Linked DNA regions of Homo sapiens: all the other regions are linked to region 4. Evidence: chromatin contacts called from ENCODE Hi-C or POLR2A ChIA-PET data. All regions are on one chromosome and are shown on one strand. The core of a region is the stretch at or near the end of the contact, and the rest is flanking DNA. Distances in the headings are between cores, read along the strand shown. Region 1 holds the start of ZXDC (ZXD family zinc finger C). Region 2 holds the start of CEP70 (centrosomal protein 70). Region 3 holds the start of ABTB1 (ankyrin repeat and BTB domain containing 1). Region 4 holds the start of NPHP3-ACAD11 (NPHP3-ACAD11 readthrough (NMD candidate)). Region 5 holds the start of ARMC8 (armadillo repeat containing 8). Region 6 holds the start of PLXNA1 (plexin A1). Region 7 holds the start of MCM2 (minichromosome maintenance complex component 2).

Region 1 (3,737 bases), core at 236-2,735, 6.2 Mb after region 4:
TTAACAAATATGCACCAAGAGTCTTCCTGGGCACACACAGTGAATAGGACACAGTTCCTGGGCTCCAGGAGCCTACATTCCAGAGAGGGAGAGACAGTGAAGGAGCAGGGAAGGAACTCAACAAAACAACGGGTGATGAGAGCTCTAAGAGCAAACAGATCAGACAGAGGTGGGAATACGGGACTGGGTAAGCATGTGCTTTGGATCAGAAGGGGCGCAGAGTCCTCCCAGAGGAATCAGAGATCAGCTGCGCCAAGTCTCTGAGGCTGGAACCAGCTTGGCTTGCTGGATGAACTGGGAAAAAGAGGTGGGGTGCGGGGGAGGGGTGGGGGGGGCAGCGGGAGAGTGGCGGGAAGTGAGGGCAAACAGGTAGGGGAGGGTAGACTAGCAAGGCCATAGGCGCCTTCGGGAGCAAGGTGGAGGTGAGCATAATTTGATGTGCAATTTTTAGATCATAAAACGGTGCCCCGTGGATGGGAGCGAGTGGAGCGGAGGGAGACCGATGACCAGCTAGTAGTTATTTTTCAGGTACCCAGGAATAAAGTGCGGGTTTGGATCTGAGTGGTGGTGAAGTTGAAGTGGAGGAGTCCAGATTGAATGCGGAGGTGTACGGTGAGGTGGGGGAGGGTGAGGACCGGAAACAGTAAGTAATTAAGCTGTTGCAGAGTGAGGTTGTGCCAAGTTTAGTAGGAAATACAGTTGGAAATACAGGCAGGGGTCCTGCGTATCAGGGAGGCCCCGTGTGCCGAGCAAGGACCTGGGCCAAAGCAAACGAGGTCTGTGCGCCAGCGGCGGCAGGCGAGCTTGCACTTAAGTGAGCTGGGGGTAGGCGTCCGGCCTGTTGGACAGGTTCGAATCCTGGATCTGCCGGCTGCCGAGTGACTCGAGCTCGCCGTCCCTGTTTCCTCACCCCTGGGTGACCGCGCACGCTTAATCAGCTCGGACAGGTACAGCCCCTGGGACGCAGTCAATGCCTACGAGAGGTTGCCTGTTAAGTGTCTGAAATATTAATACGATTCGAAGTCAAGACAAGCCTCGTCTTCCACGCCAGCGGGAACGAGAAGGAATCGCTCAGCGTTGGGAGCCTCACCCCGTCCCCTGTCGGTCCCGTGCCCCGCCGCTCGCCCTCGTAGGTGCCGGCGCTCCGCCCCCCGACCCCGCGCCCCGCCCCCCGACCCCGCGCCCCGCCCCCCGACCCCGCGCCCCGCCCCCCGACCCCGCGCCCCGCCCCCCGACCCCGCGCCCCGCCCCCCGACCCCGCGCCCCGCCCTAGTCGGTCCCGGCGCCCCGCCCCCGCCTCCGCCTCCGGCGCCCCGCAGCCCAGCCTCACGTCACGTCAGCCCAGCAGGCCTCGCGCATCGCCCGGCGGCGTCCGCGCACGCGCGGTTCCGAGCCGGACTCTACGCCGGGGCTTGGCGCGGATCGCGTCCCGGGGCGGCGCACGCACACCTGGGCGGGGCGCGGGCAGCTCTGCGTCCGAAGCTGCTCCGACGCCGTCGCTGGGACCAAGATGGACCTCCCGGCGCTGCTCCCCGCCCCGACTGCGCGCGGAGGGCAACATGGCGGCGGCCCCGGCCCGCTCCGCCGAGCCCCAGCGCCGCTCGGCGCGAGCCCCGCGCGCCGCCGCCTGCTACTGGTGCGGGGCCCTGAAGATGGCGGGCCCGGGGCGCGGCCCGGGGAGGCCTCCGGGCCAAGCCCGCCGCCCGCCGAGGACGACAGCGACGGCGACTCTTTCTTGGTGCTGCTGGAAGTGCCGCACGGCGGCGCTGCCGCCGAGGCTGCCGGATCACAGGAGGCCGAGCCTGGCTCCCGTGTCAACCTGGCGAGCCGCCCCGAGCAGGGCCCCAGCGGCCCGGCCGCCCCCCCCGGCCCTGGCGTAGCCCCGGCGGGCGCCGTCACCATCAGCAGCCAGGACCTGCTGGTGCGTCTCGACCGCGGCGTCCTCGCGCTGTCTGCGCCGCCCGGCCCCGCAACCGCGGGCGCCGCCGCTCCCCGCCGCGCGCCCCAGGCCTCCGGCCCCAGCACGCCCGGCTACCGCTGCCCCGAGCCGCAGTGCGCGCTGGCCTTCGCCAAGAAGCACCAGCTCAAGGTGCACCTGCTCACGCACGGCGGCGGTCAGGGCCGGCGGCCCTTCAAGTGCCCACTGGAGGGCTGTGGTTGGGCCTTCACAACGTCCTACAAGCTCAAGCGGCACCTGCAGTCGCACGACAAGCTGCGGCCCTTCGGCTGTCCAGTGGGCGGCTGTGGCAAGAAGTTCACTACGGTCTATAACCTCAAGGCGCACATGAAGGGCCACGAGCAGGAGAGCCTGTTCAAGTGCGAGGTGTGCGCCGAGCGCTTCCCCACGCACGCCAAGCTCAGCTCCCACCAGCGCAGCCACTTCGAGCCCGAGCGCCCTTACAAGTGTGACTTTCCCGGTAACCGCGCTCTCGGGGGCGGGCGGGCTGCGCGGTGTTGCAGGCAGGTCTGGGGTGCCACGTCCGCCCCACAGAGGGGCCTGCCAGACCTTAGCAAGCCGGGGACGCAGGCTCTTCGGGATTTGTATTCTAGCTCCTTCCATGTCATTCGATTTGAGATCTTGGCCCTGCCCTGCCGCAGGGATTCCGATGGCAGGTAGCGCAGATCACCACAGCTGCGCTTCCCAAAGGTGGCGGCAACAGATATCCTTAACCTGCTTGTGCTTGATGAAAGCGGCACGCATCTTCACAGAGTGGCACGGAGCTATGTGTCAGGTCTTTATTTTCCTCAGTCTCGTCATTTGTTTACGGGGTGCACACTCCGTGCTAGAGGAGCAGAGATGAATGTGGCCAGATTCAGGACCTTAACACGCTGGGAGGATAGCCACAGGTGTGCGCACATCCTGGCTTTTTTTGCCTTTTGCACTTTGATTTCCGTTGAACCTCACAGTTTTGTGAAGTTTTAAAAATTAGCCGTCTGTGAAGGTTAAAAACTGTCCTCTTTTACAGATGAAGAGACAGAGGCCGAGCCTTGTGGATAAAGTCCACTGCTGGTGGCTGGGCGCGGTGGCTCACGCCTGTAATCCCAGCACTTTGGGAGGCCGAGGCGGGCGGATTACGAGGTCAGGAGATCGAGACCATCCTGGCTAACACGGTGAAACCCCGTCTCTATTAAAACTACAAAAAATTAGCCGGGCGTGGTAGCGGGCGCCTGTAGTCCCAGCTACTCGGGAGGCTGAGGCAGGAGAATGGTGTGAACCCCAGAGACGGAGCTTGCAGTGAGCCGAGATCGCGCCACTGCATTCCAGCCGGGGCGACAGAGCGAGACACCGTCTCAAAAAAAAAAAAAAAAAAAAGTCCACTGCCTGTTCTTTCTCCTGTGTGTTGACCTGCAGTTGTTGGGAATGTAGGACTCCAACACAGTGAGCTCTTCACCAGGATGGGCAGCTTTCCCTGCTTTCACAGGGATAGGGTTCCTCCAGAAGGGCAAGAAAGGATTCCTCCCTGGAAAGGCAGAAGAATGGAGTCGGCTGGGTGGCAGAGCCCAGGTGGGGATTGTGGTCTGTGGTGAGGGCCCAGGAGGAAGGACCAGTCATTCAAACAGAAACTGGAATGTGTGCCTAGCATGCCCCTAACCTGTATATGCACACGGCTCTCCTTATAATGTCCTTAAACAAGAATTTTTAAAGGATGAGATGAGAATTATGAACGGGTTTTATTATTTTTTCCCTCGCATATGCCTGTGGACTGTCTTGCGCATTCCTCTTCAGAGAGAATGTG
Region 2 (4,247 bases), core at 392-2,891, 5.9 Mb before region 4:
ATAGAGAGGAATCAGCCTTCTTGTGCTTTGAAGACTGTGAAAGATACTGGTGATCATCCATCTAGCATCCATTTTCCTCTTCTCCTTTACAGGTCTCCAGTTTTATTCAAATAGCCATGTCTCCACCTTGCAACTCATGTGACTCAAAGAGCACTGACACCATTGCCAATTCCAATTGTCATAGCTCCTTTTCACTTCTGGAACCCAGGCTTAAGCTGTCTGTACATTTCCCAGGCAGTTACTGGTAAAGAGGAAGAGTGTGTGCCTGTGTGAACTTATTGGCTCAAAAAACCAGAAGGAAAGGTTTTAGATGAAAAAGAAAGTATGTGGTCCTGATTTCTCCAAGTAGACATCTGGAAAATCACGTTAGTATGAATTTGAAGTCTACCCTTTTTTTTTTTTACAACAAAGCAGAGACTAATAGCAACTGGGTCCTTGTTAACTTGCTTAGCCACTGAATTAATCAAAGTCTCCCTTGCCTCTGAGCTTTCTGTTATGCGAGATAAGCAACTTCTTTATTTTTTAGGAAGACAGTTTAACTCAGATTCTATATCACGTGCATCCAAAATAATAATAACTGACTCAAAGATGTTTGGCCTCTACAATTAGGGCAGCCATTCTCAGAAGAGTATGCAAGGGCACCCTATTATCTTGGAAAAGGGAAGCACTGAGACTATTTGCATTTTGAGAACTGAAAATGCAATCTGCTAACCGTCGTTAGAGTGAATATCCAGGTATGGAAAGCACAGTGGGTAGGCGTAGGTTGGGGTAGGGACATGTTTGCATGGGGCAAACACAGAGATCAAACCTAAGTGTAGTCCCAGCTGCCTGGAAGAAGGCTAAGAAGGGTCTGAAAGTATTGAGCTCCAAGAGCCCTTGGATCTCCTGATGAGAGACCCTTGGCTGATGCCCTAGATGGGACATCCCTGTTGGCTACTGTGGGACCTGCATCATTTGACTGCAACACAGTCTGTTGCAACATTTGACTGTAACACAGACCTACATCATTTGACTGATTTGAAAAGACAAGTTGTCAACAGCGACACCATGTGGCTATAAGATACAATGACAATGGTGGACAGCTACAGCCTCAGGTAGGGCCTGACGCTTCGTCGAGATGTGGAAAATGCTGAATGGGAAGATGAACTGTCGTCAACAAATATTTATTGGGGTCCTCCAAATGTCAGCTGCTACAGTGGTCATTCAGGTCTGGAACATCGAGAACATGCTGACCCGTACCCCAGCAAGGGCTCGTAGTCGCGGCGGGGTAGGGGGCGAGAGAGAGGGCAGTCTCTGGTGGCCAGGTAACCCAGGCTTCACTTTCACCCACGGCCACAAGTATTTCTGACGTCTTCCGGGCAAATAAGCCTCCATGTAAGTGACAGGGCACCCAAGGAGTGCGTTGGAAGCGCCAGCGTGCCCGAGACCAGCACATCGCACCGACGCCTTCGTTTGCGGTAAGCCCCGCCCCCCGTAGTGAGCCAACCGGAGGGAGCGGGGCGGACCCAGCTTCCCGGAGAGGCTGGAGAGAATCGTTTGGGGGCATTCGCAGGCCAAAGAGGGGCTGGCCCTCGACGCGCTCGGGCTCGATTGGCCGCCCTCCCCCGGCGGTGGTAACGGTCGCGGAGGCGGGGCCTGACGTAGCTGATCCCAGCCTAACCTGGCCCGGCTGGCTGCTGGTGGGAGGCCGGCGACTGAGTAAGGTGAGTGGCTCTCGGGGCTCTCAGAGGCGTCGGCGTGAGCCCCTTCCCGGAGTACCCCGGACTTGACCTCACCTGGGCCTAAAAGTGGTCAGACTGACCCTTGTCGGGGAGGAGCCATCTGGGACAGGGTCGCGCCAATTAAAAATCCCTGCGTAAGGGTTTGGGGATCGGACAAAACTGCCTCCAGTCCCAGCTCCCCAGGCTTTGTGTTCTTTGGCTTCTCCTTTAATGTCTCAGCGCCTCCGATTCTTTATTTGTATACTAAAGCTGGTAATTCTTGCCTTACAAGGTGGTTGTGAGGGTTAAATGAGGCAGTAAGAGTAAAGCTTAGAATCACGTCGGGCACAGACTCGATTTAAGCTGTAGGTAATTACTCCATCCCCCAAAATCGACCCGGGCTGAAGCGCTAGTTTTGTGTCAAACAACCGCGAAGGTTGTTTGGGGAGTGAGGACTCGGAGCAGAAGGGGGCGGTTAGGCGAATAGCACAGGTGAGTATCTCTTTCTCCAGTTTATTAACCTCATTCCGGATTCAGGAGACCTCTGACTTTATACAGGGCCTAATAGGAGTTTTTCAAGGTGAAAAATGCCAGAAGGCTAAGTCACCTGTAACAGAGAGACCAATCAGAGTTTCCTTTTTTACTGCCACTTTGTTTTTCAATCAATGATATTAAACAGGCAGGGCGCAGTGGCTTACGCCTGTAATCTCAGCACTTTGGGAGGCCGAGGTGGGCGGATCCCCTGAGGTCAGGAGTTCGAGACCACCCTGGCCAACATGATGAAACCACGTCTCTACTAAAAATACAAAAATTAGCTGGGCATGGTGGTGTGCGCCTGTAATCCCAGCTACTCGGGCGGGTGAGGCAGCAGAATCGCTTGAACTCGGGAGGCGGAGGTTGCTGTGAGCCGAGATCGCGCCACTGCACTCCAGCCTGGGTGACGGAGCGAGACTCTGTCTCAAAAATATATGTATAATATATTAAACTCTGTGCAGGCATTACCCATATTGGTTTCAAGCCTCTGCATGAGTTTTGTACTTTAAATATTGCCAAGTAGACTCTGGCCTCCCCTGCCCCGCCTTTTGGGGAAGAGGTGGCTGACTTGGAGTTTTCCCTACAGCTTTTGCTTCAAAGCAAGGTTCTGCCCCTTCATGTCACCTCTCCTGAGACAGAATGATTTGGTTGAGATGACATTCCATTTTAACTCTTTCCTATTTGGGGTAAGTTCAGCTCTTTCTTAGGAACATTAAACAGCAAGTTGCAATATTTTTAGAATAGAGCTTTTGCATTTAATAAGGAATAGAGACTTCGAAAGGGTTACATGTTCATTTATTGCAGTAATTTGAAGTATATACTTTTGAAGATGCTTACAGATTTTGGTGTGATTCAGTTGAGAAGGAACAGTTATTGGCCATGGTTTATTGTCAGCTCCCCTCCCCCACCCCAAATGGTGAAAAAAATAATTAAATTTTAAGATATGGAGCATGTTACAAGGGGCTTCAGACCTATAAAGGGCAATTTGGCTGAAAGACTCGGGAAACCTAGAAAGTGCCAGAAGATGCAATTATGTTTTTGCTTTTCTATGCTTGGCTTACTATGCCATGTACAAATCAACTCCTACCCTCCGACTCCTACCCCCCGACTCCTACCCCCAACAATCTTATTTTAAGTGTGTTATGACAGTAATTAAAGCTGTAGCTTCTGTTTTGGCCCTAGAAAGCATTTGGTCTCTTCCTGTGACTTTAAAGTTCCAGACCTTTGTCCTGTCACAGCCTGTAGTGGGGAAAAGGCTGCTGCAAACTATTGGCCCGTTTATTTCACAGAATGGTCCTCTGAAAAGGAGGGCTTGGTCACAGGTGCAAATGAGGAGTAGTTTTGTTCCTGTGTTTGCTTTTGTGATCAGTGGTAGTTTGTCTGAGGATGCTTCATTTTAGTATCCTTGCAAATGAGAATATCCTACCTGTGGAGCCAGAAGTCAGAATTGATGATAGATGATGATAGATTTGGATACCCAGCTAAATGTCTTAACAAGGTAGGGAGAGGAAAGATAAGAAGGAGAGAGAAGAGAAGGGAAGAGGCATATGATGGTGAGCTGGGAAGGCCATTAGCAGTTATTTCAGTTGTGCCTGCTTTATCTGTGATTACCAGTACCTTGGATGCCTGCTCTGGGAGTAACACAAGACCATTCTTACTAGGAGGTTGAACATTTCAAGATTTTGTTCTTTTTATCTTTTTGAAACCTAGATGAAGATCCAGTTTCAGACATGAGACTCGTTGGGTGATCATTTCATTGAGATCAACCTGAATGACCAGGTGTAAAGTGCAAGAGTAATATGCTATGACTGAGGTATGTCTAATGTAACGGATGACTCCAGATGTTGGGAGGCCATGGAAAAAAATCTAATATTTATTGAGTACTATACTAGGTTCATTACATATATTTCCTTTTGACTTCCTGATAATCCTATCAGGTAGATATTTTACAACTCAGCAAAGAAGCTGAAGCTCAGAGAGGTTAAATACCTACTTAAGATAACACAGAAAGCT
Region 3 (3,747 bases), core at 365-2,864, 5.0 Mb after region 4:
CCACACAAGCAGGCATAGTACCTGAAGGGAGGAAGGAAGTACAGGAGGCAGTCCTCAGTGCTGAAGGGGTGCACCAACCCCCACCCTCCCCACCCCTCTCTCCAGCACTCACAAGGGGGTGCTGTCCCACTTGTCCCGCACATTCACCTCCACGTCTCGCTGCTCCAGCAGGTACCTGGGCAGGAAGGAGGTCAGAGCCTGGGTCAGGACGGGTTCATGGTCTGAGAAAGAAGGCCCGTGGAAAGGAACGGAGAGAAAACATCCCTTTTGGTATGGGGAAGCCTCCCCCAGGTGAGGGCAGGTGACAGGCAGACCAGAGCAGGAGAGGCACTCAAGGCAAAGTGCAGGCAAGGATGTGGAGGTGGGGTCGAACAGGCAGACACTGTGTGCTATCAGTGCTGGGGGACGATGGGCTACAGGGACAGAAGCCAGAGCCAGTGCCGAGGCTGGACCTTTGGCCTTTCAGCGTTTGGGAGAGGAGGTGATGGAGCCTTCACTCCCACCAGAGCTCTCTACTGCAGGAAGAAGCTGGCCCTGTTAGAAGCAGGGAGCCCGGGAAAAAGCTGCTGCAGGCCTCCTGATGGTGTGGAGGGCACACAATTCTAGGAGGCAGGAGTCGCGGGATACAGCAACTGATGGGATGCGGAAGGTGAGCGAGGGGAGTCGCCAATGCTAATGCAGCCCCACTGAGGCGGGGGCAGCCCAAAGGAGGCCTCCAGGCTGCACCTGGAAGTGCTGTGAACCCACTCAGCGTTGACACTATGCACTAACTCTTGAGTGGCACGGGATGTCAGGGAGCGGCCCAGGGAGGCTACGGGAGTACAGCAGCCCGGCGCCAGCCCAGGGGAGGTGGAAGCAGTCAGTCAGCACCAGGTCAAGGGGGAGGAAGGGCCAAGAAAAAAGGAGGTCAAACGGGATAGTGGAAGCCCAAGGAGGGGAAGGGCCCCAGAACCCAACTGGGCACCCCTTCCCTCCGCGTCCGGCCCATGGAGGGGGCATCTCAGCGCCAGATTCACTTTAGCTGCGTCAGGAGTTTCCGAATCCTCAGGGACCGGAGGCCGATTATGGGCTCTAGGTGTTCCCCGCGCCAGGTCCAGAGAGCACGAGAGAAAGGGGCCACGTCTGGAGTCCCAGGCCTATACCCGCGCCCTGCGCCCGGGGGGTCTGACGTCCGGGCCCTACCAGGGCGAACAGTGGCCCGCCTTCTCTCCGCCCACTTCTGCGCCTTCGGGCCTCCGCTGAGCAGTCCCTTCTTACAGGAAGCCCTCCGGGGGTCAATGGCCATCAGTGTCCCCGCCCCAGCGCGCTTCCGCTGGGGGGCTGCGGCGGGGGTCCGGGTGGTCTGCCCCGCGGGGGCGCTCCGAGGGCTGTGACCCGGCAGAGGCGCCCGCCTCTCCGCGGCCGCCCAGCCGCCCGTCCCAGGGCCCGAGGCGTTCCGAGGGCGGCCACCTCCCGCACCCTCCCCGGGACTGCGAGGTCCTCACCGCACTCGGCCCACATCCCCCTTCCTGCAGCTGGCGAACAGGTCGCTGGTGTCCATGGCGCGGAGGATGGTACCCGAGCCGAACGACCTCGGGCGGCGAAGCCGCGCACCCGGCGGATGTAAACACGCTCAGCCCCGCCCCGCCCCGCTCTGCAGCGGCGTCCGGAGGACCCGCCCGCCCCGGCCTCCCCGCCCCGCGGCCCCGCCCCTGCCCCGGGGTGCCCCGCCCGCCCCGCCCCGCCCCAACCCCGGAAATAAGAATGAGTCAAGAAGGCAGACGCGCTGGGCCCGGCGTGGTCTCCGGGCGGGTTTAATTGAGTCCCGGGGCGCAGGAAGCGCCGCCCGCCGCCCGCGGGGCCGGGGTTCAGGGGCGGGAAAGCGGGGCCAAGGCGGGCTTTGAGGCCTGCCCCTCGGGCGGGAGTGAGGGAGTTGGTCCGAAGCCGCCGTGTGAAGTCGGGGGAAGCGGGAAGGAGCCCGCGCCGAGGGCCAGGCCGCGGGGGCGGCCCGGGTAGGCGCGGGGCTGGTGCGGGCTCCGGGCCGTCCGTTTCGGGGTCCACCTCGCTTGGTCCTGGCGGCCCACTCGGCCTGCGCCTCGGCTGCGCTCACAGGTGCGTGTCCTCCTCGAACACGTCCGAGTCCTCGGGGTCCCGCTTGCCCCCCATGAGCGCCCCCCAGCTCCCCGGGCCGTTGAGGGCCCCGCCGCCGTTCAGGCTGGGGTGCTTCTCCTGCATCTCCGACTGGCTGTCGCTGGCCACGTCCAGCGTGGGGTTGTCGTGGCAGCCGTTCTCCACGAAGCGCAGCTCCTCGCCGTGCGACTGAGGCGGGGTGGGGAGAGGCCATGGGCGAGCGAGCCAGCCCCCGGACAGCGCCAGGCCCGCGGCCGTCTGTGCAACCCCACCCAGGGGGTTCCCGCGGCACCCTCCACAGGTGCCAGATCCTTCTTTTCTGTTGCTGCAGCTCAACTCCTTTCTCAAAATAAACCTACTAGTCGTTGGCACTACAAAGCCCCGTGGCCTCCCTGACGTCATCGATCCCCCAACAGCCCCCTAAGAAGACTCCACTTGCGAGGTGGGCAGGGAGCATCGCTAGGGCTCTGCTCGCTTCCTCCTGGGGAGGCCTCTAGGCTGCTGGAGCCTCTCCTTGATCCTTGGGCACCACCAACGCAGGGCCTGCCTCTGGTGAGGTATTCAGGTGCTCAGGCCCTGCAGTGCCTGCGCCGGAAAGGGGCTGGTGGTGCCAGGGAGGGGCCCCCTGGTGGGGCTAGCAGCCCCCTCACTCCCTGCACCTCTGGCACCTGTCCTGGGGCTGGTGCCCTGCAGAGCAGTCAGCAGTGCTAGGCTGACCAGCTGCTTCACCCACGGGACCCTGTGCGCCCAGGAGAGTCACTGCCTCCCCTTGCAGATGAGGACACCTATCGATGGGCACTCTCCTCTCAACTGGCCCCCAGCCCCACCTGTCCCCACACTCACCACGTGCTTGAGCTTGGGCAGCCGGCGCTGCCAGCAGTTGTAGAGCAGGCCAAGCGCAATGATGATGATGCAGATGGCCCCAATGACCACCAGCACCACGAAGAGCGTGCCGTAGTCGCTGCGCACCTGGCTGGCCCGCGCCTGGCAGCTGCTGGTTGTGGAATAGTTCTGGATGCCAATCTAGGGGTGGGAGGGGCCAGTTTCCTCAGCTGAGGTCCTGGGGTGCCATGGCTCCTCTGGGGTGGTTGCATTGGGCTCGGGTGGGGATGGGGGAGCAGGCTTAGAAGGTGCTGGCACTCCCGGCTCCTGAAGTTCCCTGGCGCCTGGGCTTGCCTCTACCCCATGCCCATCCCGTTTGCCTCAGTACACCTGGAGGCCTCTCCACCCCATGCCCATGTTCCCAGCCTCCTTCACATCCCACCATAGCTTCTGCCCCAGCCGCTGAGTCTGAGCTCACTGTGGCCCTAGGCCTCCAGTGAGAGTGGACCCATGCTGCTGGACACCATCCAACTAGAGAGAGTGCCCACACCTATCCTAACTAGTTAGAGAGACAGGAGATGTGAGCCCCCCACACATCCTCCACCATACAACCGCTTCCACCTCGGTGGGGAGGGGTGGACCAGTCAGCTTCCTGATGCCAGGGCCGGTGCAGGGAGGGATACTGAGGGCATGCAGGCCACATGGGGGGCCACCCCGGCTGCCCAGCTTCCTCCCTTCCCATGGCGTGTTCACTGCTGGCATGTAGCTGCCTGCATCCCTCCACGCTGCAGGTTGTCATGGTCAGTCCTGCCTTCT
Region 4 (3,773 bases), core at 822-3,321:
AGCCATCTTGAAAATATTTATAATTTTTGAATAAGGGGCATTACATATTCATTTTTCACTGGGTCCCACAAATTGTGTAGCTGTCTTAGCTGTCTTTTCTATGGGAGGACTATTAAAAAAAAATGTGGCCATCTTTAGTAAGTTATAAGCCACCTGCCAAATATTTTATTCTCACTATATTTCTGTATTAAAAGTTATTCTTTCAAAATGCAGACTGAAGTACGTGGGTTAAATTCAGCATGAAGAAAAACAGGTTATGAGGTTAGAAATAATGTCTTTTTTTTTTTTTTAAAGACGTAGTCTCGCTCTGTCGCCCAGGCTGGAGTGCAGTGGCGCCATCTCGGCTGCAAGCTTCGCCTCCCAGGTTCACGCCATTCTGCTGCCTCAGCCTCCCGAGTAGCTGGGACTACAGGCGCCTGCCACCACGCCTGGCTAATTTTTTTGTATTTTTAGTAGAGACGGGGTTTCACCGTGTTAGCCAGGAAGAAATAATGTCATTTTTTAGGATTAAGAAATTTGGTCACTTTGGCATTGACCAATAGTAATCTAAGATCAGTACGCAAGTAGGGTGGAGAAATGTGGATTAGAGGCATGTCACTGGATAGAAATGACGTGGGGAAAGGAGAGATGCATGCTTCAGAGCACTCAGTTCCAGACTGTAGAATCTGAATGTACTCCCCAAGCTGTAGGAAGTTAGCATAGTGAGTTTGGTTATTTGTTGGAGAGAATGGGTGATGGCTATTTTATCTTCTTACTCAAGCATAGTTATGGAAGTGTTCAGCTGAGGCCCATTCCAAAGGAGGTACTAAGATGCAAAAATGTTCAAAGGGTTTAGTCAGAAACCTAGTGGATGATCCTTAAACCCCTGATCCACATGGAGAATTCAAAAATTTGAAGTTAGAAATCAGAACGGATTTGAAAAGGTAGAAAGTTCTTAAGGTACTGTGATGGTGGAAATATTTCCCTTTATCTCAGGAGACCACCTGAAGAAATTAGTATATACACTCTGGATTTTGAAGAATGCAAAGGCCTAGTATGACTACTTCCTGAAGAAAATCTAAAGGGTAAGAGAAGAGATGACTAGCCACTTTGATGGAGGGAATGAAGGAGAGACTGGTGTGCGGTCTCCAATGTCCCATGCCGCAATGAGTTAAAAAACTTAACCTTGTCTAAGGATTGTCCCTGGTGGTTTCAGACTGTAAAATCTAAAAGCTCTTTCTTTGCTGGCATTATTCCTTGCTGGTCATTCTATCTACATGCATACTGAGAGAGAGATATCGCGGGAAGCACATAGCAGGCACTCCATAAATTTTTCAGATTTCCCAACTGCTTCCAGAAAGGAGTTTCCGGTCAGGCACGGCGGCAGCGAAAGAAATAGCTGCAGCGTTTGTAGAGCAGCTGGGACCCAGGCCTGTGCTCCCTGTGAGGCACGCCCGCCAGGGAGCCTCGAGCCGGGCGGAGACAACGGAGAGAAGCCCTATGTCGGAGCACCACTCCACCAGCGTTCGGAGCACCCCTCCACCAGCGTCCGGTCCACTGCTGGTCCTGCACAGTCGCCACTCCCCCCATCCTTCCTGCTAGCCCCGCCCTTCTTGCTAGCCCGCCTGGCCCTGTGTGCTTTCTCGACCCACCCCCGTTTGCCCTGCCCCGCCCACATGCCCCGCCCCACTTGCCCGGCCCCTCTTGTTGTCCCGCCTAGCCCTGCTGCCCCGCCCCGTCCCCCTCGCCCATCCCCCCAGTTCCGCTGCCCCGTCCCGTTCCGCTGCCCCGCCCCTCCAGTTGCCCCACCCCCTTCCGCTCTCCCTCCCCGCCCCGTTCCGCTGCCTCGCCTCGTCCGGCTCTCCGGCCCCGCCCCGCCCCGTTCCGCTGCCCCGCCCCGTCCTGCTCCCCCGCCCCGTCCTGCACCCCCGCCCCGCCCAGTTCTGCTGCCCCGCCCCTCCTGTTTCCCCGCCCCATCCCGCTCCCCCGCCTCGCCCCGTTCCGCTGCTCCGCCCCGTCCCGCTGCTCCGCCCAGTCCTGCTCTCCGGCCCCGCTCCATCCCGCTGGCCCGCCCCGTCCCGTTCCGTTCCTCTGCCCCGCCCCGTCCCGTTCCGTTCCTCTGCCCCACCCCGTCCCGTTCCGTTCCGCTGCCCAGTCCTGCTGGTACTCACTAGGTAGTAGCGGCAACGGACGCCATGGGGACCGCCTCGTCGCTCGTGAGCCCCGCGGGCGGGGAAGTGATCGAGGACACGTACGGGGCGGGCGGCGGCGAGGCCTGCGAGATCCCGGTGGAGGTGAAGCCCAAGGCCCGCCTGCTGCGCAACTCGTTCCGCCGAGGCGCGGGGGCGGCAGCAGGGGCCGGGCCCGGGTCGCTGCCCCGCGGGGTGGGCGCGGGCGGGCTGCTGGGGGCCAGCTTCAAGTCCACTGGCTCGTCGGTGCCAGAGCTGGAGTACGCGGCGGCCGAGTACGAGCGGCTCAGGAAGGAGTACGAGATCTTTCGCGTCAGCAAGAACCAGGAGTTGTTGTCCATGGGCCGCCGCGAGGCCAAGCTGGACACGGAGAACAAGCGGCTGCGGGCCGAACTGCAGGTAACGCCGGGCTGGGCCGCGACGCCGGGAGACCCTTGGGAAGCACGGCCGTCCTGCTCCCTCTCCAAACCAAGCGGCTTTGAAAGTTCGGCGGAAACTGCCCATTTTAATTTGAGAGGCCATATTCTCTTCGAGTCTGAAATGATTCCTTAACCCTCCCCTTTTTCTGTCTCTTTTTTTGGAGACAGGGTCTCGCTGCGGTGGCACGATCGCGGCTCACTGCAACCTGGAACTCCTGGGCTCAATGATCCTCCCGCCTCGGCCTCCTAAAGTTCTGGGATTACAGGAGTGAGCCACCGCGCCTGGTCCCCGCTTTTCTATTTCTGGTTTATTCATTGAGGCACCTAGAAGAAATTAGCCGGAAAGTGTCCTGAGGAGGCAAATGCCAATCTCCAGCTCCACTGCCGCCCCCGCGCCCACCCCCTCAGAAGGCTGGTGACATCTGTTGAAGCAACTCAGCAAACTCTTCCTAGGAGTTTCACCCCCCTCCCCACCATAAAAATTTTAAGTGGGTCTCCAAAGTGGGGCTCAAGTGTCGGTTTCTTTGTAAAGTTTCATCGCTCTTGCATTTTAATGGTCTTGACATGAAAATTTCTGGAAGCCTCCTGATCTCACCATGGTTGAAAACCTTCTCTAGATGTAGTCAAATTTCCCTAGTCCATTTGATTAATTTACGCTAAAAGCAATTATTGCATGCCCTCCATGTAGCAGGTCCATTATAATTCAATAAAATAGTATGTAAAGCAGCCGGGCGTGGTGGCTCACGCCTGTAATCCCAACACTTTTCGAGGCCTAGGCGGACGGATCACCTGAGGTCAGGAGTTCGAGATCAGCCTGGCCAACATGGTGAAACCCCGTCTCTACTAAAAATACAAAAATTAGCCGGGCATGGTGGCACGCGCCTGTAATCCCAGCTACTCAGGAGGCTGAGGCAAGAGAATTGCTTGAACCCGGGAGGCGGAGGTTGCAGTGAGCCGAGATTGCACCATTGCACTCCAGCTTGGGTGACAGAGCGAGACTCCGTATCAAAAAAAAAAAAATAGTATAAAGCAAGAGGTTGCTTTTCTGTGAACGAATCTCTAAAACTTTTTGCCCTCAGTTTGGGGCCCCTCTGGTCGTTGTTGTGTCGTTTGTGTACTCTTTACTGTGGGAGAGACTTATAGGCAGCCTAAGAGTTCCCGGAGTCGTTACAGTCGGGGTGAAATA
Region 5 (3,963 bases), core at 684-3,183, 5.5 Mb before region 4:
ATTAATAGAAAATACTCTTCAAGAAGTTTTTGAATAAAATAAGCAGAAAATATTATTTACCAAGGAAGTGAAACAAATGAAAACTTTCAATCATATGCATTATACAAGTTGACAACATCCAAAAAGTAAACTTCAGGTGAACTGAAGGATAAATGAAATCTAAATGAATAATTAAAGGAGAACTGAGAACAGCCAAGACACATACTATTTTTTTTTAACATAATGAGGTAAAAGTCATTGGCCTGCACTCCCACAGAATATTCCTGGGTATTACAGTCAGTGATGGAGTAACAGGCTAATCTGATCTAATACTTAGGTAAACAGTATTTCCTTAGTTGCAGTTTAAAAATAAGAAAAAATGACTGCTAAAATGGATCAGGGGAAAAATCTGTTGACAGCCTCACAAAATTATTATTGTATTGACAACTTAAGCCTTTTCAAGGTTGAGGTCTGCCACACTGCTCTAACCCTGAATCATAAGCAAATGTCCTAGGTGTTTTCAGATAGGTGAGTTTGTTTGTGGGACAAGTCAGAGAAGAGAAAAGAAACCGGTTGTAGTTACAAGACTCTAGGAACCCGACAAGTCATTTATAATCCAACTACCCTCTCAGTATCAGACTGGCTTCCACAAGTCTAAAAGATGGTCAATCAGTATTTGCCTGCTTGTTTCCAACAATAGCAAATGAACCATTGGTAAACTGACCATTCTCAGAGTCGGACAGCTCGAATTTGTTGCAAAATCCTTCGAAGTTATCTCCCAGTAACTTTCATTCCTGGTCCTGGTTCAAGAGCAACATAGTGAAAGGTGAAAGTCGTCTTTTTCTTTAAAAAAACTTTTTTTAAAAAAAAAAAAAACAGGTTTTACTTCCTGGCATGTCAATACGTTCCCTTCTTTCAACAATGGGGAAATAAATCTCACCCCCTTTTCCCCCCTTCAATGTTTGACTCCCCTTAAAGAAAAACGGAATACCAGGCACAGGGAACATAGAGTTCCTCTGACTCAGAGCCGCGACCTCTGAGCAGAGCGGAGGAAAGGGGCTTAAAAAACCACACACACTAGGAAGAGTTGCAGCTGATACGAATCACCATTGCCAAAAAGCAAACTGCTTCAGCCGGTGCCCAGGTGCTGGGACGCGATAGAAGCCGCACAGACTTGGCCTGGCAGCTCTGAGGAAATGGGGGCCAAGGAGCCTGCACCTCTTCTTGCCAAAGCCCGGGAGAGCTGAGTGGGCGCTCGTTCTCAGGCCGGCTGCAAGCCCGGCGCTTCACAAGGCAGAGCGTTCGGCCCCCGGGAAGCGGCATCGCTAAAAGGAAGGCTCAGTGAAACGCTTGGCAAAGTCCAAGCCGCGCCGCCCAGCCAGTTGTCTATAAGCCCAGCCACCCCGCCTGCCAGACGCCATCCTGGGAACCCGCACCGGCGGGAGCTCCCGGAGTTGGAAACGTCTTTGGCTCGGCCGCGGTCCCCTCTGCCCGTCTATCCCGCCTCTCCACCCTCGCTCACTCCCTGGCCCGAGACTGAGCCGGGGTCCACCCCAGGGGGTGGTGCCCAGGAGGCACACCACGCTTGGGGGAATGGTGGAGACCGGGATGAGGCTTCCTGGAGGGCGGGCGGGCGGCCGCGGCGGGTCACTCACCGAAAGGACGCTCATGCGGATTGGGGTCTCCAACAAGCACGCCATCTTGAGCCTTCCCACCCGGCTGCTGCAGGCGCCGGCGCGGGGGCCGGCACTTTCGACAGCCAACTATTGGCCAACGCTAGGCACCGCTCCCTAAAGGCAGCCAGATAGACGAGAACTGGCCACGCTCTGGACACCGCTCAAGTACCGGAAAGGCCCGCAGAAAGAAGGGCAAAAGGGAATGGCGTCAGGGGCTGTCCTACGAATCGTTCTCTCAGAAACAGCAGCTACTCTGAGCCTGGGTTAGAGGTGGAAGCGGGCAGCGGTTTCCGCATGCGCAAAGAAGATCTGCCGGCCCCACCTGCCGCTCGCGGTGGGCGGGGCCCCAGAGGCGGAGTCTCGCCCTGACGCTACGAGTTTTACGGACTGATAAATTGCAGTTTATGGATTCCAGTATTCATATTTGGAAAAAGTAGTACGTGGAGCCACATACATAGTTTGAAGTTCACTTTCATATTCATTCTCTCTCTCTGCACCAAACTCCCGGCGTCGTTATCTCCATTTTATAGGTGGGGAAATTGCGATCCCAGAACCTTTGCCAACCGTAAGAGTGATTGTTTCACGATCCGATACAGATACGTGACTTGCCTTAGCGTTGTGTGCCGGCCCCGTTTATTCTGGTGTAGTGTTAAGAATAGCCAGAATGCTTGGGTTTCTTCCTAGCTACTTGATTTATCAGCTGCTTTACCCTGGGCAAGTTATCTAACCTTCTGTTTGAGTTTCCTCATCTATAAAATAAAGGTTAATGAGGATAGAGGAGTCAACAAACGTGAAGCTCTCAGAAAAAACCTAGAACATAGAAAGCGTTATACAATATGTGTTAACATTTCTCCAGCTTCTGAGTTAAGTGGGGAAAATGGGGGCAAATATCTAAATATTTCGCACTAAAACACTCTCATAACCGAAGCTAAATAAAAGTATGCTTTCAATTATACTTGATTAATTCAGCTGTCCTACTACTTTGTGTGTGTGTGTGTGTGTGTGTGCAACACTGCCCTTGACTTGGTTGGATAAGTTTCACCTTCGTACTGCTTGCAACCAGTAAGGTTTTCACAGTATGGTTGCAATTGGCCTGTTAACATTACTTGTATTCCTTCCATTTCTATAGCCACACCCTAATTCAGGCTCTTGTAACCTCTCCCCTGGACTACAGCAATAGCCTTCCAACTGGTCTTGTAGCTGGTAGCCTCTCCCGCACTCTGCTCCTCACTGTTTTCCTGTCTTCCTCCTGTACTTGGTTTCCAAATTTAGTGTAGCATTTACCACCCCTGCTTATGGGTCTGTGTTCCTTAACAAACTGTTGAATTCCTGGAAGGCAGGAATTTTATTTTAGGTAGTCCTTCTGCTATAATACTATTTCTGAAACTTGGGTAATCTGTACACCACCTACACAATCTTTGCCAATCTGCACCTAGGTATTATTATTCATTCAATATTTTTATTTAAAGCCAATTTCAACTCATTAAAAATTTTTGGCTTTATCCTAAACCATAATACTCTGTGAAATCAAGTTTGTTGTGCTCCTTATTTTTATTCTAGTACACATTAACTACAAAAAGTTTAAATGTCCATCCATGGACCACCTAAAATCACATCATGTACTGCATACTGCAATGGGGCAGAACATAACCCTAATACATAGTATATAGAGTCATTATAACTGTATTTGATCCACACTCCATCCATTAGCTCAAGCAATACATCCTCCAGGAATTGTCTCCCCCAGGCATGGGTTAGATACCCTTTCCCCCATGCCTTCATACTTCACTTTAATTGTAGGGTGGTTTTGTTGTTGTTAATTGTTTCCGTGTTTGTCTCACTATACACTTCAAGACAGGCACTGGGAGTTTTATCTTCTAGGTTGTCTATCTCAGTGCCTAGCACAGTCACTTAGTAAATGTTTGTTGTACGAATTTTTGGCTTAGTTTGAGCCTGGGACGAAGATTTGGGTGCATTTTGTTTATTTAGTAAGTGCTTTCAGGGAACAAAATTGATAGGTCAGGGAGAGTGAAAAAAGAAAGAATAAATATTCAAGATAATTGTCCATTATTGATGCCACTGTTTATTCCTCAATCACCTCTGAAAACATACAGAATACCTCTCTGGATTGTCCATCTTGAAGCTACAGCATTCATCCACCAATACCATATGTATTGGTTGAGGATTTCCCTAGGGCTATTAACTCCCTGCCCTCCTGGATTATATTTGTGCCCAGAACAGAACGGGCTTCTTTAACCTGATACAAAAAAGCAGAGTCTGCAGGTTTCATCTTAGGGTGGGATATAGG
Region 6 (4,182 bases), core at 410-2,909, 5.7 Mb after region 4:
GGGCCAGGAGTCCAGCAAAGGGCTGTCTGCTTTGTCCACAGGCACCTCATGTGTCCCCCACCCCCAGAGCACACACTGAGGCCACAAACCCAGGCCTCCGCCCATGCTGTCCTCTGCCCAAAACGCCCTTCCTGGGCCCCACTGGCACCCCCCAGGAATGGAAGCCTGGCCCTGCAGCGAATCACTGGTTCACATGCCTGCCTCTGGCAGGGGGCTGGGTGCTCCTCAAGGGCCGGGCAGCATCTTGGTGCCCCTGGTGCAGCACCTGGCCTCTGCCGCACACCCCAAGCCGCAGGAAATCGAGGGGACCTGAGGCAAGCTCCTCAAGGGCCCGGGGAGCAGAAACTGCGCCCCATCCCTGCACCGACCCCCAAACCGGCTACGTGTGAAAGGAGATGGGGCAGCACGGAGCAGCCTGAGCCACAGGAGCCGCGCTGAGGGGACAGAGGCTCGACCACGTCCCCTCCCCGGCACACACACCCCTTTCTTTCAAGGGGCGTGGCCCCAGAACCCCACACAGGAGCCTGGGGCAGATCGCCGCCCGGGGCCGCCCCTCGGAGCCCCTCCCCTCCTTTCCAGGGCTGCACCTGGGACCTCACGCCGACCGAGGGGCCTCCCTGGAGTCCCCACTCCCCCTTCCCCTGGCAGCCCGGGATCGGCCCGCTGCCTCCAGCTTCGCCGCACATCAGGCCCGGGACTATCCAGGAAGCAATCGGAAGCCTCCGGGAGAAGCGGCTGACCCTGGAGAGGCCCCGAGAGGGGGAGGCCAAGGAGGCCCGAGCGGGGCGGCCTCCTGGGCGGCACCCAGAGCCCACCTCCCCGCACTCCGGGCCAGTGGGAGCGGTGGCAGCTGTGGTCGGGAAGCCGCTCCAACTTCCACCCCGCGCCCCAGGGCCGGCCGGGGGCTTAGCCTGCACGACCTCCTCCGGCCCCCGCGGCCCTGCTGGGAGGCTCCGATCCCTATCCGGGCCTGGCCACCCCGTCCTCGCCCGCGGCCAGAGGTCTGAGCCGAGGTCCAGCGGCCGGGACGGGCCTGGACACCGCAGGGGCCTCCCCGCGGGGCCGCCGCAAACTTTCTCCCCAGCCTCCGTGGAGGGGCAGCGCCCGCCCCCCGCCACCCCGGAGCTGCCGCGGGGCTCGGCGGGCCCGGCCGGGGGGCGGGGGAGGCCGCGGCGCTGGATCCCGGGCCGCGGTCCCAGCCCCGCCGCACGGGGGTGCGGTCTCTCCGCGTCGGCGCCGCGACCGCGCCCGGACACACGCGGACGCCTGGGCCGGAGCCGCAGGGACACGCGGGCCGCGGACACGCGCGCCGCAGTCCCCACGCGCGCCGCAGTCCCCGCGCACACCCCCTGCCTGCCGCCTCACGAGAGGGCCGCCGCCGGAGGCCGCCCCGCGCCCACCCACGGGCCGCCCGGCCCCGGACCCCAGCCCGGCCCGGCCCCCGCCCACCGTCCCGCGCCGCGGGGAAAGTTGCGCCCCGACTCACCCGCCGCCCCGGGGCGCGCCCCGCCGCCGGCCATCGCCGCGCCCAGCCGCCCGCGCCGCCGCCGCCGTCCGCCCCGCCGCGGGGCCGCCGAAGCCGCGTAGGCCGCCCAGGCCGAGGCCGCCGCCGCGCCCGGGCTCCGCTGCGTGGCCGCGCAGCCGATGCCCAGCATGAATGGGGCGCCGAGCGCCGCGCGGCTGCGGACCGGCCTCGCTCTCGCCGCCCGCGGAGCCCCGCGCCGCGCGCATGCGCCGCCCAGAGCCCGGGGGCGGGGCGGGGGCGGGGCCGGCGGCGGCCTCCAGAGGGCGCTCTGCCCCGCGCCGCGCGCCTGCAGGGGCCCACCGCGCGTCTTCAAAGGGCGATACGGCTGCCCGCCTCAACTCTCTGGGCGCCGGGGCCGCGCGGGCAGTTCCGGGAGCCCCCCGCTCTCGAGCGGGCTAGCCCGCGACCCCAGGAACAGGGCCTGGCTCAGTGTGCCCAGGCTAGGAGCATGGCCTCCTTTCACGGGGGGGGAAACTGAGGCTGAAGGAGGCAATCGCAGTTCCCAGACCTTGCGGGGCCGGGTGTTCCCAGCTCTCGGCCTCGCGCGTTCCGCTCTGTCAGATGGGCGGGCACCTGCGCGGGGAGCCCGGGCGCCCCCTGCAGGCCCCAGGCTGGTGGCGCATTCCCGGCTGGGGACGCAGCCCAGGGAGGAAAGTCCCGCGGCAGAGGCGTGGCGAGACGCGAACTCCGGCTGTAGCGTGGGGCAGCGGATCTACACGGTGTGAGGTGTGGGGCTGCAGAATCCAGGGTGACGGGCCAGAGCTGTCCAGGCAATACCCCCAGCCTGCATGGCAAGGCTGAGGGGCAGACACCCAGCACTCAGTTACTGTACTCACAACCGCCACTCCCAGGCAGGAGGCATCCGGGAGGGCCTCCCGGTGGACGCAACCAGGCCAAGGAAGGGGAAGCCGGCAACAGGAGCATCGATAACAGAGCAGATGGGCCAGGAAAACCCCGTCGTGGGAGGGCTGAGTCCCGGCTGGGGACTTGGCCCCCATCTGTAGCCTGAGGGGTGCGGTTTTTGCTGTGTGAATCACGTCACCCCTACAGAAGAGGAACTCTCTACAGTTCACATGGTTAACAGGGAAAGGGAATGGACTCATACCGGGCCCAGGTGTCCCTCCGCGTCTCACCCCGCTCCTCCCTCCCCAGGAGCAGCCACAACCCTCATTTTTGTGTTCATCTTTAAGTGCTTTTCTTTGGGTGTGACCTCTTATATTTGCACCCCAGAATGGGACGCTGTTTTGGGTGGCTTGTTCTGGGCATTACAGAAACGGGGTCACTCAGCCTGTGCTGTTTGCTCTGTCTGCTCTGTGTGGTGAGGGCACAGGGCAGCTGCTCGCAGGCATCGTCTTCGCAGCCTGTTTTGTTGGGCTCCTGCTCGCCCATTCTCCTGCCGATGGACATGGGATTGTCGCCTATCTGGAGCCATGATGAGCAAAGCTGTGATGAGCATCCTGTGTGTGCCTCTCGGTGGGCACCTTTAGATCCAGGGACGGTCTGCAGGGTCACGGGGTAGGATTTGTCTAGCTTCAGGAGATACAGCAAAACCGTCTTCCCAAGTGACAGCCCCAGTTTACACTCCCAGCAGCTTAGCAGGAGTGTGGAAGGGTCTGGCTGTCCCACATCCTCACCAATATTTGGCACTCTTTAGTTTTGCAAATCTAGTGGCATGAACTGGTTTTTCAACTAGGTGGTTTTGCTTGTCTGCTTTTTTTTTTTAGAGACAGACAGGGTCTCGCTCTGTCACCCAAGCTGGGATGTTGTGGTGCAATCAGAGCTCACTGTAACCTCAAGCTCCTAGGCTCAAACCATCCTCCTGCCTCAGCCTCCTGAGTAGCTGGGACTACAGATGGGCACCACCATGCCTGGCTAATTTTTTTTTTTCAAGAGATGAGGTCTCTATGTTACCCAAGCTGGTCTCAAACTCCTGGGTTCAAGTGATGCTCCCACCACAGCCTCTCAAAGTGTTGTGATTAAAGGCATGAGACACGGCACCCAGCCTCATTGAGTCTTACTGTGTCGCCCAGGCTGGAGTGCAGTGGCTCGATCTCAGCTCACTGCAACCTCCACCTCCTGGGTTCCAGTGATCCTCCCACCTCAGCTTCCCGAGTAGCTGGCATTACAGGCGTGTGCCACCATGCCCAGCTAATTTTTGTTTTGCCATGTTGGCAAGGCCGGTCTCAAACTCCTGACCTCAAGTGATCTGCCCGCCTCGGCCTCCCAAAGTGCTGGGATTACAGGTGTGAGCCACCATGCCCAGCCTCATTGTGGTTTTAACTTACATGTCCCTGAATGAGGCAGAACATCTTCCTCAAAAGTTATATTTATTATTTTATTTCCCAAGCACTAATACAGTGCTGGCTCTGCTACCTTCTACAGATGGGTGGGCTGAGGCTGGAGACGTGCTCAAGTTCCCCAGTGGATAGGAGGCCGGGCTGGGAGGCTAATCCCAGGAGTCTGGCTTCTCCAGTCTGTGGTCTTGACCCAGCCACTGGGCTGTACTTCCCCTCCCTTCCCTGGCAAACAAGACTGGAGCGCTTTCTTTCCTCACGGACTACCGAGGCACACGTGTGGGCGCAAATCCATCCTCATGGCTGGTGAAGGCAGAGCAAGTCCTGACTGCTCTCCGAGCCTCGATTTCCTCATCTGTGAAA
Region 7 (4,089 bases), core at 1-2,500, 5.1 Mb after region 4:
AGGCAAGAATGCCATCGATTCATCTGCTCCCAGCTCCCAAAGCCAGGCCACCAGGCACACAATGGGCTCTCTGCAAAACTATCTGCTGAGTCCAGGGCCTTGAATGAAATTACCTTTCCATGCCATCTCCAATGAGCTCCTCTCCATCCTCTTCTTCCTCCAGGGGCCCCTCTGTGCCTAGGAGCCCCTCGGACTCATCCTCAAATGGTGGAAGGTCACGGCCAGGGCTGGAGGTGAGGGCATCAGTACGCCGGGAGCTTCGGCCAGGGCTGGAGGTGAGAGGATCATTGCCTCGCCGACGCTGGGCCGGGCTGGATGCCATGGTGAAGGATTCCGATGATTCCTGCAAGAGAAGGTGCGGTTGTCAGAAACCTAGGAAGCTGGTGAGGCATGATACAGCTTCCTTTTTACCATCAGGGGCCTTCCCTTCTTTCTCTCCACCTGTGACTCTTGTCCTCCAACACACCAAACCCCTTCCAGCCTCCAGATCTTTGCCCTTGCTGTTCTCTCACCTGGAATGCTCTCAGCTGAGCAATCTGAGTCAGTGGCTTCCAAACAAATAGAAGCCAGCTCAAATATCGGGGTCACCCACATCACCGTGCTTTCTCCATGAAAAACCACTGAGGTTATGTCATTTGCCTATTTACCTGTTTACTGTCTATTATCTCCCCTTAAGCATTAGACCTATTTCAGCACACACAGTGCGCAAGGTATTGTGATAGAGATGGCATAGAAGAGCCACCAAAACAAGAGGTCTGGAACTCAGATGTGGAACAGACAGTATACAAGACAAAGGGACAAGAAGGTAATACAAAAGTAAGTGTAGTGTTTGGAACAAGGATCATTGGGAAATTAAAAAAAAAAAAAGTTTAAAGGAGTGTAGTGAAATGGGGGCCTGTCTTTTGTACGCTCAGCGCCACACAGATGGCGCCCAATAAGTATGTGTGGGGTGAATAAAGGACAGAGGCTGAACGGGCCGAGCTCGCCTTAGGGAGCCCAGGGCCCCAGGTCAGTGGTAGGTAGGCGAGTCGCCTCACGCAGGGTGCAGGCGAGAAAGTAGCTGCGCCCCAGAGCCTGGGGCCCAGCCTCACCCAGAGCGCCGCCCTGGGCCGGGGCCAGAGTACGGGAAGCGCGCAGCCTCCGCACCCATGTCCCCGGCGCCCGCCCGCCACGCGCCAGCGCGCTCACCGCCATAGCAGTACCACGATCCTCTCCGCCACTACAGCAACAACCAGGTTTCGCGCGAAAAGTGGTTCACGTGACCCACCAAAGCCCGGGAAGAGCCCTACGGAACGCGACGTCATGACGTCGGCGTCCACTGGCGACCAGAAGGGACACGGAGGGGCGGGCCAGAGGGTCCGGTCCCGCCTACAACGCCCGAGGCGCTCCGCCCAGAGCCCGGAGGTGTGCGGCCCGGCGCTGTGCGCGTGCGCTCGCCTGCGCTGTGGTGGGAGCTGGAGCGGAGGTAGAAGCTGAGGCTCCAGGGGACCCGACGACACTTGCTGGCTGCGTGACCTCGGTCACACCAGGGCCATTTTGCTGACAAGACAACAGAGGCCGGGCGCGGTGGCTCACGCCTGTAATCCCAGCACTTTGGGAAGCCGAGGTGGGCGGATCACAAGCTCAGGAGTTCGAGACCAGCCTGACTAACATGGTGAAACCCAGTCTTTACTAAAAATACAAAAATTAGTTGGGCATGGTGGCACGGGCCTGTAATCCCAGCTACTCGGGAGGCTGAGGCAGAAGAATCGCTTGAACCTGGGAGGTGGAGGTTGCGGTGAGCCGAGATCCCGCCACTGCACTCCAGCCTGGGTGACAGAGTGAGACTCCGTCTCAAAAAAAAAAAAAGACAGCAGAGGTTCAGAGCCTGGTTTTCTGACGCTTCTTACCGTCTTAGGAGCACAATGGTTTAACTTCTCCCAAAGCTCAAAGGCTCAATACTTCAAGCAGCTGGACAACTCTGGGATTTTGTAGGAGGTCACATCTGAGGCTTTAGTAGGAGTTATCTTTGCCCAGGGGAGCGAAGACGCAGGGAGGATGTTACAGATAGAAGGATGCCATGTGCAAAGCTGCAGAGGTCATGGCAGGGCCCGGATGTGCAAGCCCCTCCCTAAGAACTAACCCTAGGAGCTTATGATGCCGGGCAACAGACAAGACTTGAGGGAGAGAAAATCCGGATCAAAAAAGAGCTAGATGTTTTTCTAGAGAGTTTGACTATTCTGTATTCTGAAAGCAATGGAAGGCCATGGAAGCATTTTGAGCAGGGTGAGACGTGAACTAGTGTGGGTTTTAGAATCCCTCTGGCTGCTACCAGGTGGAAGTGGATTGAACGAGGTTGAAGGCAGCAAACGAGGAGGTTGCTGTGGTTCTTGTCTAGTTCCAGGCAGCCTTAGTGAGCAGAGGCAGGGCTGAATCGCAACCCTCTTAGCCAGGCACTTTGTGCAGTGAACAAGCATCTCTGCCTGGGACCCAGGGTAGGGAGGCAGGAGTGATGGAGAGAACTGGAAATACAAGATGTTTAGGAGGTGGAATCTTTTTTTTTTTTTTGAGACAGAGTCACTCTGTCACCCAGGCTGGAGTGCAGTGGTGCAACCTCAGCTCACTGCAACCTCCACCTCCCAAGTTCAAGCGATTCTCGTGCCTTAGCCTCCCGAGTAGCTGGGATTAGAGATGCACGCCATTGTGCCCGGTTAATTTTTGTATTTTTAGTAGAGATGGGATTTCACCATTGTTAGCTAGGCTGGTCTCCAACTCCTGACAAGTGGATCCGCCTGCCTTGGCCTCCCATAGTGCTAGGATTACAGGCGTGAGCCACCACGCCCGGCCAGGAAGTGGGGTCTATAGGTGTTGGTGATTGAGGACAGCAAAAGAGGCATGCAGGATGACACCAGGATCCTGGCTTAGCTAGGTGGATGATAGCTGAGATAGGAGCGCACAGGAAGACCAGCAATTTAAGGGGGAAGAAGATGAGTTTGTTTCTGGCTGTGCTGAATTTGGGCCGAGGGGACATATCCAGGAAGCTGTTGGATATCCATGTATGGGACTCAAGGGCGTGTTTGGACTGAAGCTGTAGATTGCCTTGGGAGTGGTTGTATAATCCAGAGTGAGTGCAGGGAGATGAGAAGGTCTAAGCCTGGGACCTGGGAAACCCCAACAGTTAAGAGACACCAACAAAGGATGTGAAGGATGCACCTCGGATGCTAGGAGCTGCTGACAGGAAAGCTGAAGAGACTCTGCATGGGCTTGTGTTATCTATTGCTGCATAAAAAATTATCCTGGGATGGCCAGGCATGGTGGCTCACACCTGTAATCCCAGCACTTTGGGAGGCTGAGGCAGGTGGATCACCTGAGGTCAGGAGTTCAAGACCAGCCTGACCAACATGGAGAAACCCTGTCTCTATTAAAAATCCAAAATTAGCCAGGCGTAGTGGCGCATGCCTGTAATCCCAACTACTCAGGAGGCTGAGGCAGGAGAATCACTTGAACACTGGAGGTGGAGGTTGCGGTGAGCCGAAATTGTGCCATTGCACTCCAGCCTGGGCAAAAAGAGCGAAACTCTATCTCAAAAAAAAAAAAATTATCCTGGGATTTAGCACCTTGAAGCAATTAGCACCCACTGTCTCGGTGTCTGTGGATCAGGGATCTGGACACGATGCCACTGGGTGCCTCTTCTTCAAGGTCTTTCAAGGCTGCAGGCAAGGTATTGGCCAGGGCTGCTGTCTCCTCTGAAGGCTCATCTTCAGGAGGATCCCCTTCCAAGCTTCTTCACATGATAGGATTCAGGTCCTCATAGGCTGTTGGACTGAAGACTTAGTTTCCCACTGGCTCTTGGGTGGGGGCCTCTCTACAGAGCAGCTTACAACCTGGCAGCTGGTTTCTTTCAGAGCAAGCGAACAAGAGAGAGAGGCCATACAAGACAGATGCCATGTCTTGGAAGTGATATTCCTTTACTTTTGCCATATTCTCTTAGCGAGAAGTGAGTCCTGAGGTCCGGCCCACACTGAAGGAGAGGAGATCCTAGCAGGGCTGGGGATTATCAGGAGCCCTCCCAAAGGCCACTGAAGAGAGCAGTCAAGATGGTGGATGGGG

Evidence for each region. Hi-C counts contacts between places; a loop is a spot of excess contacts on that map. ChIA-PET counts read pairs that join two places held with the same protein, here RNA polymerase II (POLR2A). Pooled maps may share reads with other maps.
Region 1: a map of CD8-positive, alpha-beta T cell shows a loop between it and region 4 (11-fold over the local background). The contact joins the promoter of ZXDC here to the promoter of NPHP3-ACAD11 in region 4. A Hi-C loop is called at or near these places in 2 of 168 maps with a recorded cell type or tissue (CD8-positive, alpha-beta T cell and naive thymus-derived CD4-positive, alpha-beta T cell) and 11 of 50 pooled maps.
Region 2: a map of naive thymus-derived CD4-positive, alpha-beta T cell shows a loop between it and region 4 (19-fold over the local background). The contact joins the promoter of CEP70 here to the promoter of NPHP3-ACAD11 in region 4. A Hi-C loop is called at or near these places in 2 of 168 maps with a recorded cell type or tissue (CD4-positive, alpha-beta memory T cell and naive thymus-derived CD4-positive, alpha-beta T cell) and 5 of 50 pooled maps. POLR2A ChIA-PET finds 5 or more read pairs at or near these places in 1 of 52 experiments (activated B cell).
Region 3: a map of CD8-positive, alpha-beta T cell shows a loop between it and region 4 (8-fold over the local background). The contact joins the promoter of ABTB1 here to the promoter of NPHP3-ACAD11 in region 4. A Hi-C loop is called at or near these places in 2 of 168 maps with a recorded cell type or tissue (CD4-positive, alpha-beta memory T cell and CD8-positive, alpha-beta T cell) and 10 of 50 pooled maps.
Region 5: a loop to region 4 is called in a map of B cell, with 17 times the contacts of the local background. The contact joins the promoter of ARMC8 here to the promoter of NPHP3-ACAD11 in region 4. A Hi-C loop is called at or near these places in 5 of 168 maps with a recorded cell type or tissue (B cell, CD4-positive, alpha-beta T cell, CD4-positive, alpha-beta memory T cell and 2 more) and 10 of 50 pooled maps.
Region 6: a loop to region 4 is called in a map of CD8-positive, alpha-beta T cell, with 29 times the contacts of the local background. The contact joins the promoter of PLXNA1 here to the promoter of NPHP3-ACAD11 in region 4. A Hi-C loop is called at or near these places in 3 of 168 maps with a recorded cell type or tissue (CD4-positive, alpha-beta memory T cell, CD8-positive, alpha-beta T cell and naive thymus-derived CD4-positive, alpha-beta T cell) and 6 of 50 pooled maps.
Region 7: a pooled map shows a loop between it and region 4 (26-fold over the local background). The contact joins the promoter of MCM2 here to the promoter of NPHP3-ACAD11 in region 4. A Hi-C loop is called at or near these places in 2 of 168 maps with a recorded cell type or tissue (B cell and naive thymus-derived CD4-positive, alpha-beta T cell) and 8 of 50 pooled maps.

Annotation. Positions count from the first base shown.
Region 1 is chr3:126,473,639-126,477,375 of GRCh38, reverse strand. It overlaps ZXDC (ZXD family zinc finger C), which reads left to right and starts at 1,485. Exons shown (of 10, transcript NM_025112.5): 1 at 1,485-2,417. The coding sequence starts at 1,511. RefSeq lists silencers at 1,216-1,725, 1,796-2,055 and an enhancer at 2,613-3,138.
Region 2 is chr3:138,591,654-138,595,900 of GRCh38, reverse strand. CEP70 (centrosomal protein 70) reads left to right here and starts at 1,641. Exons shown (of 18, transcript NM_024491.4): 1 at 1,641-1,703; 2 at 3,945-4,047. RefSeq lists an enhancer at 1,377-1,436.
Region 3 is chr3:127,670,819-127,674,565 of GRCh38, reverse strand. It overlaps ABTB1 (ankyrin repeat and BTB domain containing 1), which reads right to left and starts at 1,614. Exons shown (of 12, transcript NM_172027.3): 1 at 1,485-1,614; 2 at 113-175; 3 at 1-21. The coding sequence starts at 1,540. PODXL2 (podocalyxin like 2) reads right to left here. Exons shown (of 8, transcript NM_015720.4): 7 at 2,953-3,132; 8 at 1,764-2,298. The coding sequence ends at 2,086. RefSeq lists silencers at 1,243-1,502, 1,643-2,242, 2,253-2,332.
Region 4 is chr3:132,720,757-132,724,529 of GRCh38, reverse strand. It overlaps NPHP3-ACAD11 (NPHP3-ACAD11 readthrough (NMD candidate)), which reads left to right and starts at 2,071. Exons shown (of 45, transcript NR_037804.1): 1 at 2,071-2,567. NPHP3 (nephrocystin 3) reads left to right here and starts at 2,121. Exons shown (of 27, transcript NM_153240.5): 1 at 2,121-2,567. The coding sequence starts at 2,175. NPHP3-AS1 (NPHP3 antisense RNA 1) reads right to left here and starts at 2,780. Exons shown (of 11, transcript NR_002811.2): 1 at 2,151-2,780. RefSeq lists an enhancer at 1,175-1,364 and silencers at 1,605-2,114, 2,215-2,464.
Region 5 is chr3:138,185,271-138,189,233 of GRCh38, reverse strand. It overlaps ARMC8 (armadillo repeat containing 8), which reads right to left and starts at 1,933. Exons shown (of 22, transcript NM_001363941.2): 1 at 1,635-1,933. The coding sequence starts at 1,679.
Region 6 is chr3:126,980,592-126,984,773 of GRCh38, reverse strand. It overlaps PLXNA1 (plexin A1), which reads right to left and starts at 1,659. Exons shown (of 32, transcript NM_032242.4): 1 at 1,487-1,659. RefSeq lists silencers at 569-648, 1,664-1,893, 1,994-2,213 and enhancers at 2,264-2,593, 2,854-2,903.
Region 7 is chr3:127,595,572-127,599,660 of GRCh38, reverse strand. It overlaps MCM2 (minichromosome maintenance complex component 2), which reads right to left and starts at 1,250. Exons shown (of 16, transcript NM_004526.4): 1 at 1,189-1,250; 2 at 114-343. The coding sequence starts at 1,194. It also overlaps a transcript of TPRA1 not described here. RefSeq lists a silencer at 952-1,111 and enhancers at 1,142-1,261, 615-1,572.